Regions from separate parts of the Homo sapiens genome. Here region 1 is linked to region 2. The links are chromatin loops, found by intact Hi-C in ENCODE. Cell type or tissue: chondrocyte. All regions are shown on one strand. Each heading gives the region's core, and the rest is flanking DNA. Links, peaks and the distances in the headings are about the cores only.

The links. Hi-C counts contacts between places; a loop is a spot of excess contacts. Peaks named below come from ENCODE experiments on the same cell type or tissue, not always from the same donor. Only the 100,000 strongest peaks of a DNase experiment are listed, where the experiment ranks them.
Region 1: a loop joins it to region 2, with 8 times the contacts of the local background. A loop is called at or near these places in 3 of 110 quality-filtered maps.

Annotation. Positions count from the first base shown.
Region 1 is chrX:155,025,128-155,028,037 of GRCh38, reverse strand. It overlaps FUNDC2 (FUN14 domain containing 2), which reads right to left and starts at 1,194. Exons shown (of 5, transcript NM_023934.4): 1 at 967-1,194. The coding sequence starts at 1,099. RefSeq lists an enhancer at 1-516 and silencers at 694-1,013, 1,284-1,373. In chondrocyte, for the core only: no CTCF peak of the experiment used is centred there; DNase peaks (open chromatin) are centred at 797 and 1,157.
Region 2 is chrX:155,879,993-155,882,902 of GRCh38, reverse strand. VAMP7 (vesicle associated membrane protein 7) reads right to left here and starts at 1,558. Exons shown (of 8, transcript NM_005638.6): 1 at 1,455-1,558. In chondrocyte, for the core only: no CTCF peak of the experiment used is centred there; a DNase peak (open chromatin) is centred at 1,572.

The DNA.
Region 1 (2,910 bases), core at 139-2,638, 850 kb after region 2:
GGAAAATACATAATTATCACATTGCACATTCCACCTTCCCAGAGTCATCTAAAATTTAGCGGCGTGCTGGTGAAATGCTTAACAGTCGGCTTTAGGCAAGGGCTGATTTGTAGTGTAGCCAATTTCCATTGCGTATTCATTCATCGTGAGCATGACATTACTGAATTGTGAAACTACTGAACCCAGAGATGGGAAGAGACGCACAGTAGAGCACCATAGTATAGTATCTCCTCCACAAAGATACAATAGATGTATAAATAACCTCAAAAGTAAAGTAACAATAAAACATGGTAAATAATAAAAGTGATGAGTTTTTAGTATTTTCACTGCCTTTGTTTTTAACATAATTTACGTAATTTTACGTTTATATGATTGAGTTTTCAATGATGGCTCTGTTTAGCAATGGGATCCCGTGAGTCAGTACTAAATTAAATACAACCTAAACATTCAAAATAGGGTAAGACGCATAACTTAAAGACGTGCTCCACTGCGAATTACACGGAATCTTTGACTATGCCGACTAAACAGAAGGCTATTCCTAAGTACCATCCCATATGTGCTAGTTTTTCAAAACCAACAATAAAGCAGTTGGGGAGGTGCCTTGTACACAGAATGACGCCACGAGGCATTTGAGATGAACGTCCAAAGGGACAAAGAAGCCAGACCGCTTCCGAGAACGGGGACAGAATGTCTTCGGGCTTCTGCGCCGGGGGCGGCGCCGGAAGGCTGGGTGAGCTCCACTGGAGACGACACCCCAGGGTGGTTAGGCCCCAGACACGCGCGTGACCTTGGCCGGACCCTGGGAGCGGCTGAGCCAGGGGCGATCCCCGAGCGCCCTCCCCGTCCCCGCGCCGCTTGGACTCCCCGGGGAGCTCGGTCGCGACTGGCGGGCGCGGAGCCCTTCCCCTTCCGGAGCCCAGGAAGGCGGCTCCCCGCGGCGCCGGCCGCGCGCGCGCCCGCCCTTACCTTGACTGGACGCGGCCATTTCGGTGAGCTTGTCTCGCGAGGACACACGTAGAGGATCTGCGCGGTAGGCCGCGGAGTGGCGCGCAGTTGTCGCCACCACTTGGCTTCCGGCACGTGGGGCAGATGTTTCCATTCCCACGGCGGCAGCGGAAGAGGGAGGGCCGGGCGCGCCGCGGCTGCTTGCAGTCTCCGCAAGCGGCTACATCACAGAGCTCAGCGTGCGGTGTCACAGGCCCCGCGGTCCCGCCCAACAGATGCACCGAGATGCGCGTGCGCAGAAAGCGTCCCGGGGGTGAGGCTCCCTCCCTCGCTCTCCCTCTACTCCCGCCCCACTCTCCCCCACTTTCCCCCCTCCACCCACCGCGGCCGTCGGGGCTCGCTCGCTCAGTACCTGGAGGCGAGTTCCTGACGCGACTGCGACTCAATCCTCGCCTGGTGAAGAATATTTTACCTATGACTCACTGAAAATAAAGACGGCTGAGTGACCGTGTTTGTTCATGTAAACATTGAACAAATATTTATCGGCTTCTGCGATGTGTCCTACTCTTTTAGTGGAGGAAGACACATTTTATTTATGTATTTAATTTTTCTTTTGAATTTTACATGCGAGTTATACTTAATAAAACTCACTTCAAAATATACCTTCAACAGAAAATCCAGCAACAGTTTCTATTATGTTAGTTAAAACAGCCAGTCTTTTCCTTTACTTTTAAAAATTATTCATAAATGTAATTAGTGAATGATAATAAACATTGACATCTGATCCACTGCTTTAGGAGTGACACAAATGAAGTTAACTCAGGCTATTTTCTTTATAATCATTGTGCTATTGTTTTCTTTTTCTTTTCAATTATACTGCTTAATATAGGATTTTGTGGCACCATAGGAGTTGAGTAAAAATAAAAGGAATAAAAATATACCTTATCTGGCCGGGCGCGGTGGCTCACGCCTGTAATTTCAGCAGTTTCGGAGGCCGAGGCGGGCGGATCACGCGGTCAGGAGATCGAGGCCATCCTGGCTAACATGGTGAAACCCCGTCTCTACTAAAAATACAAAAAATTAGCCGGGCATGGTGGCGGCCGCCTGTAGTCCCAGCTACTCGGGAGGCTGAGGCAGGAGAATGGCGTGAACCCGGGAGGCGGAGCTTGCAGTGAGCCGAGATCGCGACACTGCACTCCAGCCTGGGCGACAGAGTGAGACTGCGTCTCCAAAAAAAAAAGAAAAAATACGTTATCTATGAAGATTTCCAATTTGATTTCTATTTATCACAAATGGCCACAGTACTCCTTTGTACTTTACCACATACCATATTGTATTCAGTAATTATTTGTGAATATGTAATTGATAATATTGTAGGTTTTAGAGAATCCTTGAAAACATGAAAATTTGGTAATGGGGTCTATTTTGATTATTTATTTATTTATTTATTTATTTTATTTTTGAGACAGAGTCTCGCTCTTGTTGCCCAGGCTGGAGTGCAGTGGCGCGATCTCGGCTCACTGCAAGCTCCACCTCCCGGGTTCAAGCGATTCTCCTGCCTCAGCCTCCCAAGTAGCTGGGACTACAGGCACGTGCCACCATGCCCGGCTAATTTTTTGTATTTTTAGTAGAGGAGGAGTTTCATCTTGTTAGCTAGGATGGTCTAGATCTCCTGACCTCGTGATCTGCCCGCCTCAGCCTCCCAAAGTGCTGGGATTACAGGTGTGAGCCACCGTGCCCGGCCATATTTTGATTTAAAATTTAGCAATAATAGATAAAATTTTCAATCAACTAAGCCCTTGGGCCAGGGAATGCTATTCCTTAAAAAGTGCTTCTATCAATATAGCCTCTGACTCATTACTTTGTTAATTTTTAAATTGTATTTCATTCCTGATTAACATTCCCACCCAGATTATTAATTATACAATCTGTTAACTGTAGAACCTCAAACATGTTGGATTGTAC
Region 2 (2,910 bases), core at 321-2,820:
ACTGTTAGGATTATTTCTCCTTGGAAGAGAGGTCAAAGTGTCTATTTTACCCTATTTTCCCAGTGCTCAGCACAGTGCCTACCATCTAATATTCCCTCAAATATCTGTTGAATAAATGAGTGAACATTGAGCATATTTTGGTTTTAAAATATACTATAAATGGTAGATAACTTTATATTCAGAAGGACCTGGTAAGAATAATATTTTCACAACCAAACTATCTTTCTAAGTAAGATAAAGCAGTTGAGCTAATAGTAATCCAATCCCCCACTCTTCTCTCTGGGTCTTAGAAGGAATAAACCAACTACAGATAAACCATGAATTCTGATGCAATAACCTTGGAGGAGATAGAAGAATGAAGAATAAACACTGCTTAGACAGGGGAAAAGAAGAGGTGTTTACGAAAAGTCATGTTACAGATCAAGATTATTCCTGTTGGTATTACAACTATTCTTTCTGGACGATGCCCTGACCTCTGACTTTCTTAGGATAGGATCCCATCCTTTCAAGTCAACCACCTGTTTTATTTTGCATTAACCAATATATAACATAATCCTGATTATTCCTGTTTTCCCCTCTAGACACAAACATGTAAGTTCCTGAGAGTAGCAACCTCCTAAGTCTTGTTTACAGCTGTATCCCCTGCACTTAAAAGAGTGTCAAGCATATACCAGCCGTTCAATAAATATTTGTTAAATGTATGAATGGATCTGCTCTCAGCCACAGGTATTCAAAGGGAATTAATATCCTAAACATGACTGTATCCTCTGGGATCAAGGGAGGGATAATGGAGATACAGGTAGTTGAAAGCAATTAATGAGGCCAAATGAAGACAGTTGGTTGGTTGTGAGAGTTATGGGAGACGGAGATGTAAAGCATTTACCAAAGTACGCAGTCAGAATTTGATAAACATTGGCCATTAATAAAAACACCAAACAGGTCTGAAGCTGAGGAAACGGGTCTAGGCAGAAATACAGTCCCTGAACAGAGGAAGAAGGGGACTGTCAATACTGAGCAGTGGAGGAAGGGCGAATAAGGGGCTAGGAACCCACGAAGGAGCATAAACAGCCAGAAGTAGAAGGTGAAGCAGAAAGTGACGTCATCGAACAAGGACGTAGAGAGTTTTTAGAAGACTCTGGCGATCTCAAGAGATTTAAATGCTACAGAAAGGTCTTGTAGAATACAAACTGAGAGAAAGTTAACATTTTTTCCCTCCTGTAATGACAGCTTAAGTGACGCATTCTGACACTCTTTAACTCGAGGCCTTTCCAGTGGCATAAGACGCACCTCGCCAAAACTGGTCCTGCCCGACAACTGGAACTGTCGACACCAGAGAAGCCCAAGTCACCCCTGCACTGCCTCCTCGCTCCACCCCAGCACCTTTCCATCGACACCTCCGCCCTCCCTCCGCAGTTCTCTCCCCGCCTCCCGCAGGCGCACCCCACTCCATTTACCTGTCCGGGCACCCTCTGAGGGCGCGCGGGCTCGGGACGGAGGGACGCGGGTCAGTGCAGGGTCGCCAACTGCCCGCTCCCAGAGGAGGCTGGGACCGGACGCCGCTGACTTCCGCATGAAGCGCCCCGTCTACGCGTGGCCTCTTGGGAGTGGGAGCGCTCCTCCAATGGCAGCAGGCGACACGGCTAGGCCTGCTGCGTTCCCAGCCCCCCGCACTTCCCAGGAGCCGTACTGCATTCTGGGAGTAGTAGTTCCGGTTGGAGTATCACTGAGTGTTTCACGTTCGTTCGACAGCTCTTGTGGTAAACAGCGTCAAATGCCGTATAGGGATCCAGGAAAATGAGAGGATGCAGGCTAGATAAAGAATCTACCAGCAATGAGTAGGCGGCATAAATGAAGAGCCAAGCTTGCCCCGTCTCTCCTGCTTAGTCTCAGTAGGCAGCGTCGCCCGTTTCCTCACAGACAAAATAGAATTCATCTGACAGGAACTGCCTCTACTTTCGCCATGAAATTTTCTAATTTTCTTGTACCCCTCACCAATCCTTTCTCCTATTCTTTTTGCAATAATAATAATAATAAACGACTACTCTCCTTTGATCTAAGCCAGCCCTCTTCCATCTCTATTCCCTGTTGCCGACTCAGAGTCAAGCTCCTCTGATGAACCCTTCCGTTGCATGACTCCTCAACGGCTCTCTGCTAACTCGCTCTTTACTATCAGGACTTAAAGGCTGTCAAAATTTCTCTCATCTAAAACATTCCAAAGTCACCTTTCTTAACCCCATACCCCAAGCCCCCTCATCAAACACAGACCAAACACAGATAAGCTAGTGGTCTTTCTCTCACCTCTCCTTTACAGACAGAATTCTCAACAGTGTTGCTAAAACAAATAGATACTTTTAAGCCATTACCGTATTTCAACTCTGCAGGACTTTAGTTTCATTATTCCTTTTTTTTTTTTTTTTTTTTTTGAGATGGAATCTCACTCTGTTGCCCAGGCTGGAGTGCAGTGCCGCGATCTCGGCTCACTGCCAGCTCCGTCTCCCGGGTTCAAGCGATTCTCCTGCCTCAGTCTCCCAAGCAGTTGGGACTACAGGCGTGCGCCACCACAGGCAGCTAATTTTTTATATTTTTAGTAGAGACGGGGTTTCACCATATTGGCCAGGCTGGTCTCGAACTCCTGACCTCATAATCGACCCGCCTCAGTCTTCCAAAGTATTGGGATTACAGGCATGAGCCACCACACACGGCCCTTATTCCCTCCTTTTTGAACCCCTTTATTCTGTTAGCTCTTTCCAAGAACTACACCCTGCTGGTTCTCCTCCCACCTCTGTGGCAGCTCTTCATTTTCTTTAGAAATGTTCACATTCCATAGGGTTCTGCCCTATGCCATCTTCTCTTCTTACTCTTCACACTCTTCCTGGTGATCTTAATCATTCCCCTTGCTTTATCTCCCCT